Linked DNA regions of Mus musculus: all the other regions are linked to region 3. Evidence: chromatin loops called from intact Hi-C (ENCODE). Cell type or tissue: left cerebral cortex. All regions are shown on one strand. Region 1 holds the start of Chrm4 (cholinergic receptor, muscarinic 4). Region 2 overlaps Ambra1 (autophagy/beclin 1 regulator 1). Region 3 overlaps Ambra1 (autophagy/beclin 1 regulator 1).

What was found. Peaks named below come from ENCODE experiments on the same cell type or tissue, not always from the same donor. Only the 100,000 strongest peaks of a DNase experiment are listed, where the experiment ranks them.
Region 1: it touches region 3 in a loop (6-fold over the local background); 25 of 42 quality-filtered maps call a loop at or near these places.
Region 2: it touches region 3 in a loop (2.5-fold over the local background); 4 of 42 quality-filtered maps call a loop at or near these places.

Annotation. Positions count from the first base shown.
Region 1 is chr2:91,921,987-91,926,986 of GRCm38, forward strand. It overlaps Chrm4 (cholinergic receptor, muscarinic 4), which reads left to right and starts at 203. Exons shown (of 2, transcript NM_007699.2): 1 at 203-357. In left cerebral cortex, a CTCF peak has its summit at 2,246 (motif pointing left); DNase peaks (open chromatin) are centred at 110, 955, 1,193, 1,963 and 2 more places; H3K4me3 peaks cover 3,467 bases; H3K27ac peaks cover 4,103 bases.
Region 2 is chr2:91,899,473-91,904,472 of GRCm38, forward strand. Ambra1 (autophagy/beclin 1 regulator 1) reads left to right here. Exons shown (of 18, transcript NM_172669.3): 15 at 1,026-1,165. Among named protein-coding and RNA genes, the nearest start is that of Chrm4, 20 kb to the right of the region's middle. In left cerebral cortex, no CTCF peak of the experiment used is centred here; DNase peaks (open chromatin) are centred at 3,061, 3,923 and 4,262; H3K27ac peaks cover 3,190 bases.
Region 3 is chr2:91,776,609-91,781,608 of GRCm38, forward strand. All of the region lies in intron 7 of Ambra1 (autophagy/beclin 1 regulator 1), which reads left to right. Among named protein-coding and RNA genes, the nearest start is that of Ambra1, 49 kb to the left of the region's middle. In left cerebral cortex, a CTCF peak has its summit at 2,746 (motif pointing right); a DNase peak (open chromatin) is centred at 2,762.

The sequences.
Region 1 (5,000 bases), 150 kb after region 3:
GGTGCTGGAGTCCGGAGTTGCGGGCCATCTCCCGGGAAGGGTGTGAGCATCAAGGGTGCCTGACACTCCAGGTGGTGACCCCCGCGCGTCGCCGCTGGGTGACCGGCCCCGGGCGGGCGGTGCGTCCCCACCACGATTGGCTGCTTCCCTGTGACATCACGCGGCTCGGAGAAAAGTGCGAGCGTGAGCGCGAGTCGGAGCCACAGCGCCGGGAGCTGCAGGCGAAGCAGGGGCCGCCCCTTGGCACCCTGTCCCCGCCCCCGGCCCCCGGCCCAGTCGCCCACCCCACCGACTCGCAGGGCCTCTGGCTAGTTCCGCCGTCTGTCCGGCGCCAGCGGAGCAAGACAGAAGCAGCGGGTGAGTAACTCCGCGGAATCGCGGGGGCGGGGGGCTTCTATGCAAGATGAGGATGTAGGGTTCTGGGACCCCCTGAAGGTCTCCAGAGGTGGGTCGGGCTGGAACAGGGCCCCAGACCCCTTTGAAAGGCAAGCGCGGTGCGGAAGGGGCGGAGAGCTCAGAGATGGGGCACCCCTCTGGAAGAAGGACCCCAGGTCTCTAAAAGGTTTCTCTAGGTGAACCTCTAGGGATTGGTGATCATTGAGAAGGCTAGGGGAGGAATAGTCCCAGCCCACAGCCCAACCCCGAAGCAGAGCAGCCGTCGGGTCAGGACCCACACTCCCTCACTCCCTCCCGTTGGCTCTTCTTCAAGGCGCCGGAAGATGAAGCCCCAAAGCGCCCGTTTCCCGCCCGTCTCCCTGCCCTCCGTTCCCACCTTGGCCCACCGGGAGCCTCCAGTACGCTCTAGCCCGTTGGAGTCCTCTGTCCGCGACCTTGAGCCCCGACGGAAAACACCCCTGTTCTCTCCTGTTTCCCTTCCCCCTCTCCAGGAGTACCCTCTCTTTTACTCATCCGGGGAGATACATCTCCCAGCCCTCCACCCTCCCAGCTCTTAGAGGAAGTGTTAGGCACAATGATTTGGCCCAATATCCAGCACCCCTCTCTCTTCCCCTAAAGTACAGAGGCTTCTCTCCGCCTCAGGAACAGTCCTGGGGGCCATAGCTTTCCTGAAGTGATCACTTAATAATCGAAAATCTACCCCACGGGCGCCCAGAGCACCCTTTCCCGACTTGTCCCCAGCAGGGGTAGGGGCTCGAGAACCCGCGGAAGCACATTGCCCACGCCCAGAGACTACAGGAACTGCGTGCCTGGGGGTTGATGGGAGGGCGGGGCATCGGAGAACCTTGGCCCTTTCGACCAGGACCCAGACGTGATGGAGCCGGGAGATGGGCCCAAGGGTAAGCCCCGAGATTGTCTTTGAGATAGACCTGAGCCCACAGCTTGGGAACTCGGTGCCTATTTTGACTGACAGGACTAGACAGGGCCTCTCCAGGGGTTGCGGGTTGAAGAGTGAAGAACAATTTTACCCTCCTGACCCAGGCCTCGACTGGGCTCCCCGTTTGGAGGCTCTACCCCTGCCCTCAATGCGTAGGGCACATCAAACTGAGCTCGGTGACCCTCACGGCTCGACGACTATCGCAGAGGCTTCTCGACAGAAGTCAGCCCACTGCTGGGACTGCACGCTCTCCATTCTTGACGATGCAGTTAGGACCAGGTGCCTGGGGCCACTAAGATAATGGTTCCAAAGTCAGGGTTTCTTCGCAGCCCAAATTTTGCTCCTTTCTCAACCCTTTCCCCACCCACAGACCGGGCGCTTGCCGGTGGTTCCCGCCATGGGAACTGGTCATTCGCTGATAGTCCAGCATTTGCTCCCGCACACAAATTCGCGGTTACGGCCACCCAAGCTCTATGGCCAGACACGCACACACATGCACACGCACGTGTCCACATGGCGCTGGTATGCTCACACGTTCAAAGGCGCACCGGTATCCAGGCGTGGCGGGGCGCACACTGGCACATGCAAACAGCTACTAGTGTCTACTCGAGCTCCCGAGTAGTCACACACAAACACAACTCGCACTCGTTTTCCCACCTACACGTTCCTTGATGGGTGCCTTGCGGGGTGCGGGTGGAATCCCGACGCCCTAAAGTTTTTCATCCTCGAAACCCTGGCCGAACCTAAGGGACCTTTGTGGCAACCTGGGACCACGGAGACAGGCAGTATCTCCCTCCCTTTGCTCCTTTGTGGGAGAAGCCCTGCCCTGACGCTTTTCTGTATTTGCGGTTTACTCTGGGACTTGACGTGGTGAACCTCCGGCTCGGGGTCCGGAGCTGGCACCGGGGACCGACATTGCCATCTAGCGGTGCTCACAGGCCAGGGTGATGGCTGCTTGCCTTCTCGGATTCTAGATGGGCGGGATTTGGGGGGGGGGGGGAGGCAGAGAATTGTGCCTGAAGGTGCTGTGGTCTGAACATCTGAGAGACTATCAGAGAAGTCTAGAAAGAAAACTGGGACCAAGTTGAGAAAACTGAATTTACCCAGTCTGCATCTGTCGGGGCTCCGGGAAGACCAAACCACCCACCATTCATCTGGTCATTTACTTGTCAAGGCTGTTTCTTGGTCCCAGGAGGACAAAAGGTCAAACCCAAGTGAGGGAACTGGAATATGAGGGTTCCACATCTAAGATGCATCTTGGGGGGCTTCTATCCTGTGTGGTTTGGGGAATATCTTGGAGATAAAGTGTCGCAGACCCTCCCCTTCTTACGAATGGATGACTTTGATCAGGTTCATTATCACGATGCCCTTCGGTAAGAGGACTTTTATGTCTGTAAGAGGAGGTTACCAATAGTACTTACCTTGTCTGGGTGCTATAGGCAGTAAACTTTGAGGGGCTTCTGACTCAATAAACAAGAGAGATTGTATTTTTCCTAGCTCACACATCTTGCCCCCCACCTCCCCACCTTCATCTTCTTATCCTGCTGGCTGCTGGCTGTGCTCTGGTCCTGAGAGACTAAAGTGAAGGTTTCCTTGGTGCATGCTAATGGCTCCCCTACTGCCTCGTCCCTGTCCCTGCCAGTGGGTATTTGGGGTGGGGTGAGGTAGGGAGAACAGCCTCTATGCTTGATGCTACCCTCCAAGCATCTGATGCTTAAGGCCCCATTTTGGAGCTGAATACCACTGTGGAGTCCCTTGAAAGAACTGATCTGTCTTTTGCCCTTGACTCCTTGGGTGACCTTGGAGTGTCACTACCCCACTTCCTCCTGTCTTCCTTTGACCAGTGGATTTAACTTTGAAGCCAGAAGGCAATCTCTTGTATCTCTTGTGTTGGAGCTGGAGAGCTTGGCCCAAGCTTGGCTGGTGCCATTTCCAGTTGGAGAGCAAGCTGAGGTGCTAAGGGGGTCCCCTGGCTGTTCAAAGGCCATAGTGGGACAAGATCCTCTATTTTGTAAATGACAGAACTAGTTCTCAGAGGGCAAATGGTTCTCCTCGGACTGTACAGCTAGACCTTGCTGGCCTACTATTGAACCCAAGCTGCAGACTTGGCGCCTGTTCCTCCACAGCTGGCTGCTGCACCCTCTCTTCCTCTTACACACACACACAGGCTCGCATGCACGCGCGTGCACGCACACACACACAGATGCACACACAGACGCACAGGACTGCGTATACGACCTGCGTGTGGCTGAGATGGTGCCTTTGTGCGTATGTGGAATGCTTGTGTGTTGGCGGGTGTGAAGGAGGCTGGGCTGAGCGGCTGCCCTGGCACAGCGTGCTGGGCGTGGGCCTCCCTCACATGTATGGAAGAGGAAGGGGAGGAGGAGAGATGAAGGGAGCCTGGTGGGAGGGAAGGCAAACTCTGGGGAGGGGCTCTGTAGGACTTTAGCTGGGTCATCCTCTGTGTGGGATGTGAACTCTTAGGCTGGCTCCGGGGTAATTCCCTCATCTTTTGGCTCCACGAGGGAGCTTGTCCTTAGTTCTTGGGAAATCAAATAGACCCTTCTTCAGCTGCTGTGTCTTTCAGGCTTCTGATTTCTTTGCTGGGGATCTAACAGCCCCCACTCTGTCCATTCTTCACCCCTGGGACTGGGCTGGGCAGGCGAAGCTGAACTTCCTGCGTCATCTCTCTAGTCCCTTTCCTATTCTTCCTCTTCCAGGTGTCCCAGCTCCCACCTCACCTCCTCTGGTCGCTAGCGTGACCTCCCTAGCCCTTAGAACCATCAGGTCCTGTGTCTTTCTTGACTGCTCTCCTTGCTCCCAAATGCACTGGAGCAGCCACAGGATGTCAAGGAAATGTGGAACCTTATTTAACACCTCTGAGCCTGTTTCCTCAATATCTGCCTTCGGTTGTGAGGAAACACAGAGTGCAGGAACTCAGTAGACAATCTATGCTGGCTGCGATGATGATGATGGTGGTGGTGGTGGTGATGATGACGACGACAGTGTAGGAATGGGAGAACAAATCTCCCTTGGCCACGATTGGTTAAGAAATGTCCACGTGGCTGGACATGGTGGAGCATACCTGCAGTTCTGGTCCTCTAGAGGCAGAGGCAGGCAGATCAAGGCCTGTGACTTTGAGGTCAGCCAGGTCTACACAGTAAGACCTTCTTTCAAAAACAAACAAACAAAAAAATTAAAGGAAGAAGAAGAAAGAAAAGAGATGAGCAAGTGGGGCTGCAGATGTAGCTCAGCGGTACACGTGTGTGGCACATGTCTGCCATGTGTATAGCTTTGTCTACAACCTTCAGTAACCAAAAAACAGGGGTTGGGAAGTGACAGGCCTGAGTGGGCAAACAACTAGACATTTGGCCCCGCTGCCTGCTTCAAGTCCTTGGGGCCATTTCCTCATGCCCCTTGCTTTCCTGAGCTCTGTCTCTGGGCCTTTGCCGTATCTCCTTGCCTTCCTTCCCACCAGCTTTCCTCCTTGCCCTCATCTGCGTCATCTTCAGGGTGAGGCCGGTGATCAGCCAGCAAGCACCAAGTTCTCTCCCGTCTTCTCTCTCAGCCTTCCCTTCACCATCTTCTTTCTAGCAGTGTCCCCCTCCCCCGCCATGTGTTTCTGTTTCCCCCCAAAACTAGATGATCCATTCTGAGATGGGGACCA
Region 2 (5,000 bases), 120 kb after region 3:
CCAGGCTAGTTTTTATGTCTGGTCATCCTGTCTCTACCTTCTAAGTGCTGGGATTTCAGTTGTGTAATACCAGGCCAAGTTTATGTGGTGCTGGAGATGAAACGCAGGGCTTCATGCACGCTTAGGCAAGCATTCCACCAATTGGGCTGCATCCTCAGCCTTGAATGGGGAGACTTTCAGGCCGAGATCAAGACAAGTTGTTATGTAGTCACATCAGGGTTCACAGTTAGGTCCAAGTAAATGTCCCTGTCTTTTCATTTCTCTCCTCCCTGCCTTAGTCTCTGACCAAAGGCTCTTTTGAAAGGATTCTCAGGTAGAGACCTTGTAGCTGGATTTCCCTTCAGCCCAAACTCTACATGCAGCTAGGTCACCCTCAGGACAGAGTAGCTTGGGAAGATAACAGAAGTCACTGAAAGGGAAAGTTCTGCCTTTGAAGAAGGAGATCCATCTAATGGTGGTTTATATAAGCCAGAAGGCACTCACAAGTAGAAGGTTCCTCTCTGCTCTGCTCCCCACATCTGAATACACCTTTTGGGTTTCCTTAACAATAGCAATTTTAACAGTGCTTTTAATTAGATGAATTAAGAATGTTCTCTGATGTTGTCACCCCCTCCCGCCCCCCTATCACCTCCAATTCCCTATTACTGTGAGAGATCTGGGTTTCCATAGTAACAATACTACCAGCTCAGGTTGCCTTTCACTGGTTATACTGGTCAGAGGAAAGTATGGCCATTCCATTCTGTGTGGCAGGCTGTGGGTGAGACCTTTAAGGTCCTGATGATAGAGGGATGAGGTGAGGGGTACTGAGAGGCTAAGATGTTAAGTGTGCTCCTAAAAGAGACCTTGCTCTCTGGAAAGTGAAAGGGCTCCCACTCCTCCTTCACCAGAGTCTCAAATATGAGTTGAAAGTCAGCCCATTCCAGCCTAAAGTTTTCTCCCTTCCCTGTGGTTCATTGATCCTTGCATTTTATTATTTTTGATAACAAGTCATTTCTCCTCCCATTCTCTCTCTCTCTCCTATCCAGAGAGTTTTCAATGTCCTTTACCCCATGCCTGCAGACCAACGGAGACACGTCAGCATCAACTCTGCCCGTTGGCTACCCGAGCCAGGGCTTGGTTTGGCCTATGGCACCAACAAAGGAGACTTGGTGATCTGCCGACCAGAGTGAGTTGCTCAAGGGAGGATGTGAGGAACGGGTGGGGTATGGACACTATCTGATCAGAGGACTAAACAAAATAGTACTTACTTGTAGGCCTGGCCAGACAGGTAGGTCCTTTTACACGGACAATCTAAAACCTGCTAGAGAGGTATTGGAGGGAGCACGTGAAAAAGATGAGTAGAGGGATGAAGTTGAAAAAAAGCCTGCATTACATAACAAGACCCTATCTTAAAACAGAGAGGGGTTAAAAAAAAAAAAGAATCCTCTGTTTTATGTTGGTCCCTGAACCACCTTCTCTCAAGATGAAGTTAGCTCTTCATTCCAAATCGTGTCAAAAAAACTGTTTTAGTTGTTGGGTGTAGTCAGGTACCCATATGATCCCAACTGTTTTAGAGGATGAAGCAGGAGGATCATGAGTTTAAGTCCAGTGCGGGTTATATGGTAAGCTCCAGTTTGAGTGACAGAGAGCTGAGAGTGTGGCTCAGTGATAGAGTCTAGGATATGTAAGTTCTTAGGTTCAATCTCTGACATTGCCAAAACAAAGCAAAGCAAAACCTAGACACTTCAGTGGTTGCTTTCTTGAATCTAGACAGTGTTGTATTTTCCTTTGTTGTTTCTTACCTGTTTAACTAGTGATAGCAAAGTCCTCTCAGGCAAAAGAGTGGATATCAAAGATTCTTTTTAAAAACCTTTTCTAGAAAAATTCAACAAGTGGTCTAATGTTTATATAAATGCAACAGACAGAAACTTAAGAAAGAAATAAAATTGAGTGGTCAGTGGTGGCGCACGCCTTTAATCCCAGCACTTGGGAGGCAGAGGCAAGTGAATTTCTGAGTTCAAGGCCAACCTGATGTACAGAGTGAGTTCCAGGATAGGCAGGACTACAGAGAGAAACCCTGTCTTGGGGGTGGGGTGGGGGGAAGGGGGGAGAGAGAGAGAGAGAGAGAGAGAGGGAGAGAGAGAGAGAGAGAGAGAGAGAAAGAGAGAGAGAGAGAGAGAGAGAGAGAGAAGAGAGAAGAGAGAAGAGAGAAAAAAATTGAAGCTAGCATGGTTTCTCACACCTTTAGTTCCAATGTTCAGCAGAAGCAGGTGGATCTCTGTAGTTCAAGGCCAACCTGATCTAACCCTGACTTCTAGGACAGCTAGGACTGTTGAACCCAAATAAACAAACAAATAAAATTAAGAACCGTCTCCACCACCACCACCACTCCCGCCCGCCCACTACCACCACCACCAAAAAAAAAAAAAATCTGGGGATGGTTCAGCAGTTGAGCGCACTGTTTCTCTTGCAAAAGACCCAGGTTAGGTTCTCAGCACTGTGTGATGGTTCACAACCATTTGTAACTCCAGTTCCAGGGGACTTGACTTCCTCTTCTGATCTCCATGTGTACCAGGATACACATGTATATACATACATGCAGACAAACATACACACAAAATAACATTATTCTATCTTCTTAATATCATGAAATTATAACAATTATAAAACTATAATGTAACGATATTTTGTTATATAATTATATAATAAAATATACTTTAAAAGCATACGTATAAGATAAATAAATCAAACCAACTGGTCAGTCTACTGACCTCCTGTGTCCTGCTGTTTTTACTAGAAGCTGTAGCTCAGAATAGTGGCAGCAGACTGAAAAACTCAGTGTAAAGTCATGGTGATGATTCTCTGCCTTTGAAGTGAGGAAGAAAGGCGAGCAGGAGCACATCTGACCTAATGACACCCTTTTCCCTTCTCCGGCTTTTTGAGGGATAGAGGTCTCTTCAGCCACATACTCGAGATCCTGGAATCAGCCTGATTTATTATTAGTTTCTAGACCCAGCCAGGTGGAGAGTGTGAAGCTCTGCTTCACTGCAGAGCAGGCTGATTGCTGTGTGTGAGGCACTGCGGGGTTCCTGCTGACTAAATGCCACTTCTGTCTCCAGGCTGCCCTAATGCTGCTCTTCACTCAGTGCAGTCTTCTAGAGTGTTGTACAGGCCCGAGTGCTTGTTGTGACTGTTGTTCAAGGCTTTTGACCTTTGGGAGTGCCCACATTGTCTTTATTTCTATTTATTTATTTTTCCAGACAAGATCTTATGTATTCAGTCTAGCCTCAGAATTTATATCACCAAGGAAGATTGTGAACTTCTGACCCTCTTTGCCTCCACCTTCCAGGTGCTGAGATTATAGCCATGTGACATCATACCCAGTTTATGTTGTACTAAGGCTTTGTACATTAATTTGCTAGGTAACCATTTTTCAACTGATCTATATCCTCACCTTCCATATTGCCTTTGTGCTTTGGGGGGACCTTGATGTGGGGAGGAGGGGTTGTTTGTTTGCTTGCTTGCTTGCTTGCTTGCTTGCTTTTCCTGTTTTGGATAAGTTCTTGTGGCCTGGTAGTTATCTGGTGATTGACCCTATCAGCTCTCAGCTGAGTTGACAGTGGCATTAGGGAGGGAAAACCTGGTTCATTACAACCAGCAGTATCTTGATTCCATCTTGAATATTTGGATACCCTCCCCAAAAGAGGTTGCTGTCTGTAACTCTGACCCAGTGAAGTTGCTCTTGTAGAAGGGAGAGGGCCTTGTTCTGAATGCTACTTGCTCCTAAGTGTCTATGTCCAGGAATGCTCTCTCACTACTCCCTTGTGTCTTTCCATAACAAAGCCTACATACATCTCTGAGCTGCTTTTAGTACAGATGCTGGACCTAACACTTTGTGCCCTTTCTCTCTGCTGTCTCTGGTCCAGAATCTGTGTGGGTTCTCAAGTACTTTTCCCCAAACCACATGAAGCTGGCTGGCTATCTTATTTCTTCTTCTTAGGAATTCCTAAGATAAATCTAGTAGATATCCTTTCCAAAATCGGTATAGAATTCTGGACTAGAATTTTATTCATGCCAACATTATAGTTAGAGGCATTTCTTTTCCTGTTTTTTCCACAATCTGGTTTTACCCTTGGCTCTCACAACTCACCTTTGTCCCTAGCAAAGTACTCTAGGCCTCTCCCTTGCAAAGCGATGCCCCTCCAGAGGCACTCTCTAACCCAGTTTGTAGTCACCCCTCCTCCTAGATGCCATGCCTCAAACCCTAGCCCACGTATTTGGTGTGAGTCACAGACTCCTCAGCCAAACATGAAGGTGGCTTTGGCCTCTATTTTCTCTCTTCTCCCCATATGTTGTCTTCAGCATCCCAGAGTCTTACTGAGCCTAAAACATCTTGGGCTTCTAGGAGCTCAAGCCTATTCCTAAATAAAAATGGGCACTAGACCATGGGACAGTCCTATCCCAGGCCAAATGGGGGTAACTTACCCACCAGTTATGATTCTGCTATTTATTTATTCTGATTGTTTGGGACCCTGTAGCTGTAAGACAGGAAATTTAGGGTCTCATAAACATTTAGCCTGGATGAGACTTTGTCTTAAGTTCTTCAAAGTTACCCCAAGATCTTCGTATGTAGCCATGGCTGGCTGACCTTGACACATATTATAGCCTAGAGTTCCTCAAACTCCCCAATCACAGGCACTTTCCACTATACTGGACTTAAAGCTTAGCCATATCTTTTATTTTTACTGCAGGCAAAGTAAGAATGTTATCTTAGGCCTCCCCACAGATCACTGTTAGAATTGGGCCTCTTAATTTTCCAATTGAGATCTCTTTCCTACAAATGATATTTAAGCCTTTTCTCTTTAAAAATCCTTCTAAAACCACGTATGGTGTTGCATGCCTATAATCCCATCACCCAAGTGGCTGAAGCAAGAGAATTGTGTTGAGTTTGAACATGGGTTGGATAGCAAGACTCTATTTCAAAAAATGAAACGTAAAACAAAAGCCTTTGAGATGTCTTT
Region 3 (5,000 bases):
TGCTCATCTGCCTTCTGGGTGTGGACACATGCACCCACATGAGTATGAATGTACCTACATTCCAAACAAACAAACAAACAAACAAGCAAACAAACAAATTTATTTATTTATTTCATTTTTAAACGTAATTTTTTTCTTTGGTTATTGATGTTTTGGAGACAGAATCTCACTGTCCTGATAACCGTAGTTTTAATTGACATACTTCTGTTTATTTTTTTATTTAATTTTTTTATTTTGAAAAGATTTATTTATTTAATATATATGAGTATGCTGTTGCTCCCTTCAGACCCACCAGAAGAAGGCATTGCATCCCATTACAGATGGCTGTGAGCTAGGATTTGAACTCAGGCCCTCTGGAAGAGCAGTCAGTACTCTCAACAGCTGAGCCATCTCTCCAGCCCCCTCATTTAATTTTTTAATCATGGAACTCTTCCAACATAAAAATGAAAAGAATAATAAATAAATTCCTGTATCCATCACTTTACATTAAAAAAATCATCAGTCATTAGCTAGCTGCCATTTTGTTTTGTTTTTTGTCTTCCCTTCTTTTATCTGTATTGCTATTCACTACCTCAACCCACATTGTGTGTATTTTTGTCTGTAAATACTTCATGGTTTCTAGAAACAAGGCTATGCAGTGAAACTTTGTGTTGATGGAAATGTTCTGTATCTGTGCTTGCAACCATAATAGCTCTGAGTACACATGACCACTGAGTAACTGAAGTGTGGCTGTTAGTATCTGAGGAACTAATTGGAATTTTTATTACTTTAAATATAAGTAGATGGATATGACTAGTAACTACCATATTGTCCCCATAAAATATTAATTATAATTTTTAAAAATTAAAATGCTGCACTTACATGCCACGTGCAATGTGTGGAGGTCAGAGGACAACTCTATGGAGTCCATTTTCTTTCTACCTTCCTATGAGTTCCAGCTATTGAAATCAGGCTACAAAAAATGGTTTTACCCATTGAGCCATCTTGACATTACCATTGATAACCCTCTTCAAAAAAAAAATGTTTTGAGACATGGGCTTGCTTTGAAACCCAGGCTAGTCTTAAACATAGGTATGTGCTACAATGCCTGGCTTAATATTTTTATTATACTTATTCATTATGGTATATATGTGGAGGTTGTGTTGTATATGTGCCATAGCACACATATAAAAGCCAGAGGGCAATTTTTGGGAGTTGGTTCTCTCCTTCTACCCTCTTGGTCCTGGCAATGAACCCAGGCTCTCAGGATTGGAAGCACTTTTACCAACTGAAATATCTTGCTGGTCCTTGAGCAGGCTTTTAAAGCCCTAGAAATCTTAAGGGTTTATCAGGAATTTTTGTTTTAATATTTTCTTTTTTCCTAGTGATTAAAGAGTAATTTGTATTGTGATTTAATTAATGTTAAACTTTTGAAAATGCATGTTGTAGGGCCAAGAGTGCAGTTCAGTAGGAATAGAAAGCCTGATAGAGTGCTTGAGGCTCTATCCCCAGCACTGGGCGGCAGGAAGTATGTGCACACACACACTCACTCGCATACACTGTGTATAGTCTGTCATCTTGTGATAAATTACATTTTTTCTTTCAAGATACATATATTGCATAATTCTCATCTTAAAGTGGTATTGATATTCCTTATGAAATTATTATTATTATTATTATTATTATTATTATTATTATTATTATTAATTTTTTTCAAGCCAGGGTTTCTCTGTGTAGTCTTGGCTGTCCTAGAACTCACTTTGTAGACCATGCTGGCCTCGAAACTCAGAAATCCACCTGCCTCTGCCTCCCAAGTGCTGGGATTAAAGGCGTGTGCCACCATGCCCGGCTACGGAATTATTTTATTTTATTTTTTTATTGGGTATTTATTTCTTTTACATTTCCAATGCTATCCCCAAAGTCCCCCACACGCTCCCCCACCCACTCCCCCACCCACCCACTCCCACTTCTTGGCCCTGGCATTTCCCTGTACTGAGGCATATAATGTGTGCAAGACCAATGGGCCTCTCTTTCCACTGATGGTCGACTAGGCCATCTTCTGATTCATATGCAGCTAGAGACACGGGCTCCGGGGGGTACTGGTTAGTTCATAATGTTGTTCCACTATAGAGTTGCAGATCCCTTTAGCTCCTTGGGTACTTTCTCTAGCTCCTCCATTGGGGGCCCTGTGATCCATCCAATAGCTGACTGTGAGCATCCACTTCTGTGTTTGCCAGGCCCCGGCATAGTCTCACAAGAGACAGCCATATCTGTCTGGGTCTTTTCAGCAAAATCTTGCTAGTGTATGCAATGGTGTCAGCGTTTGGAAGCTGATTATGGGATGGATCCCCGGAAATACAATTTGCTAAACGCATGAAACTCAAGAAGAACGAAGACCAAAGTGTGGACACTTTGCCCCTTCTTAGAATTGGGAACAAAACACCCATGGAAGGAGTTACAGAGAGAAAATTTGGAGCTGAGACGAAAGGATCGGCCATCTAGAGACTTCCATATACGGAATTATTTTTAAGTGAGTTAGAATACAGTATACTATGAGAATTGACAACTGGCTCAGAAACGTGGCATTTTGTGAGATATTTTAAGTGTACACTATTGAAGTGGGGCCATTACTTACAAATTGAATGTCTGCGTTCTGTTGTAAGTTACAAATAAAACGTATGCTAACTAAATTCTCAGTTAAACTTATCTACCTTGTAAAGATGCCATGTCTACCTAGTGAGCTAGCTCATGCTCCTATTTTCCAGCAGATGTCACTGTTGGGCTGCTACTGCTGAGTTTGGTTGGCAGGGAAGAAAAAGGTGTGCTTATGGTTTGTGTAGGAGGAAGAATCTTACAACAGAAGCCCATTTTTATAGGTGACTATTGTTGCTAAGTGCATGGAATTCATAAAAGGTGATTGTATTTAAAGGTTGAGGGTTTTGTTCTTTGCTCTCCTAATAAGAGATGGGCTATGGAAATGTTTTGCTGTCTTGGCACTACATGGATAATTGTGTCTGCAAATGCATTACTAAGCACATCTGTATTCCAGTAGAGCTCTGTGCTACTGTGTGGTAGTAATCAGCTCCTAGGGTGTCTCCTTTTTCTTGTGGGCAGAGGAGGGCAAGCTGTTTATGTAGTCTGATTCTAGCTCACACCCTGGGTGACAAGCCTTTTGTCTCACTCTCAGAAACATCTTTTTGGTCTAGGAGAAGATCAGGGCATTGTGAGGACTTTTGACTTTTGAAATGTCTTCTTTTTTTTTTTTTTTTTTTTTTTTTTGGATACAGGATCTTACTATTTAGCTCTGGCTGGGCCTGGAATTCACAGATATTCATATATTTCTCTTTCCCAAATGATGGAATTAGAAGCACTTGTCATCATGACTGGTTGAAATGGCATTTCAAAACTAGAAGAACCCAGAGTTATTAGTCCCGCCTCCCCTGTTCCTTTGCTTTCCTTCAATGCTAGAGATTCATCCTGGGATCTCATAGGTACTGAGCAAAGAGCTACTAAGATTAGAGGTGAAATTTGAACTTCCAGATCCTGAAGAGGACATCCATTCTTCCATTTGTTTGTTTATAGACGGGCTCTCACATAGCCCAGGCTGGCCTTGAACTCTTATTGTGAGGATCTTGAATTTCTGATTTTTCTGTTGTCTGTCTCTCTAAGTACTTAGATTATAGTTGTGTGCCACCAATCTCAGTCAATATGGTGCTGGAATCGAACACAGGACTTAGTAAACGGTAGTTAAACACTCTACCCCAGAGCTGCATCCCTAGCCCCTTCACTTTAAGACCCTGTCTTAAAAACAAAAGGTTGGGTTCTGAGAACTGATGCTTTTGATCTTGACTTTTCTTTGATGATGCATAAAGACCACAGACTGTAGTGATGGCCTTAGCATTAAAATTTAGTCCAAAACATCAAAGGTTAAGTTGGGTGTCCTCATTGGATTTTCAAGTTTCTTAGACTTTTGTAAGAAGTTACTTTGGAATTTTCAGGTTGAAGGCCCTTTGAAGTTCTGTAAGCCACTCAGCTTCAGTTAGTCACATTGGTATTTTCCAGGGAGCCTTCAGTCCAAACACCATATCTGGAAGGAAATAAATGGATATTTGAACTAATTATAAATCTACAAGAGGGTGAAAGCAACCTAGAAATTAGGCAAGTACAAGTTTTGCCTTATTTAAAAAGGGGGTCTAATTGTTTGTTTGTTTGTTCTTTTTTTTTCTGTGCCATTGACCTAACCGTTCTTATCACTGTTAACTAAGTGACTGACAGAACTTAAAGGACGGACACTTTGTTTTGGCAAATCAGACCCTCATGGTGGGGAAGACATAGCAGCAGGCCATATCCTATGGTGTATTAAGTATGCAACAGCTGGTTATTATATGGTACCCATCAGGAAGCAGACAACTTGGACCAGAACTAGAGTAGTGCTTAACTCATCTGGTCCTAGGTCAGCCAGATTGGCCCCATAAGGTAGGGATCAACTATTAAATCCAAGGGCCAGTTGAAGACACTTATTTCATTTTCAGACTGTAACAGACAGCTTCTTTAGATGAAGAATATTCTCAACATGTTATCCAGAACCTAGTACAAAGCTGGTAAGATATATCAGGTAAAAGCCATGCAAACCTGGTAACCTGATGTCATTAGAATGCACAGAGAAGAAAATAACTGACTCAGAAGTTACCCTCTGACCTCTACCATGTGTGCACCGTAGGACACAGCTCAACACACACACCACACAAAGTGGTTTTTGTTTTTGTTTTGAGGTAAGGTCAGCCAGTCTTGCCTGGTTTAGAACTCACTATGTAGATCAGGCTGGCCTCAAACTCATAGAGATTTACCTGCCTCTGTCTTTAGGGTACTGAGATGAAGGAACACACCACCTTTCTGCTTTAGTTTTTCACACAGGATCTGATCAAACCAGAACTCACCAATTGGCTATACTGGCTGGGTGCGCAGGCTGCTGGGATCTGTCCAGTGCTAGAATTAGAGGCACACGATGCAGGCTTGGGTTT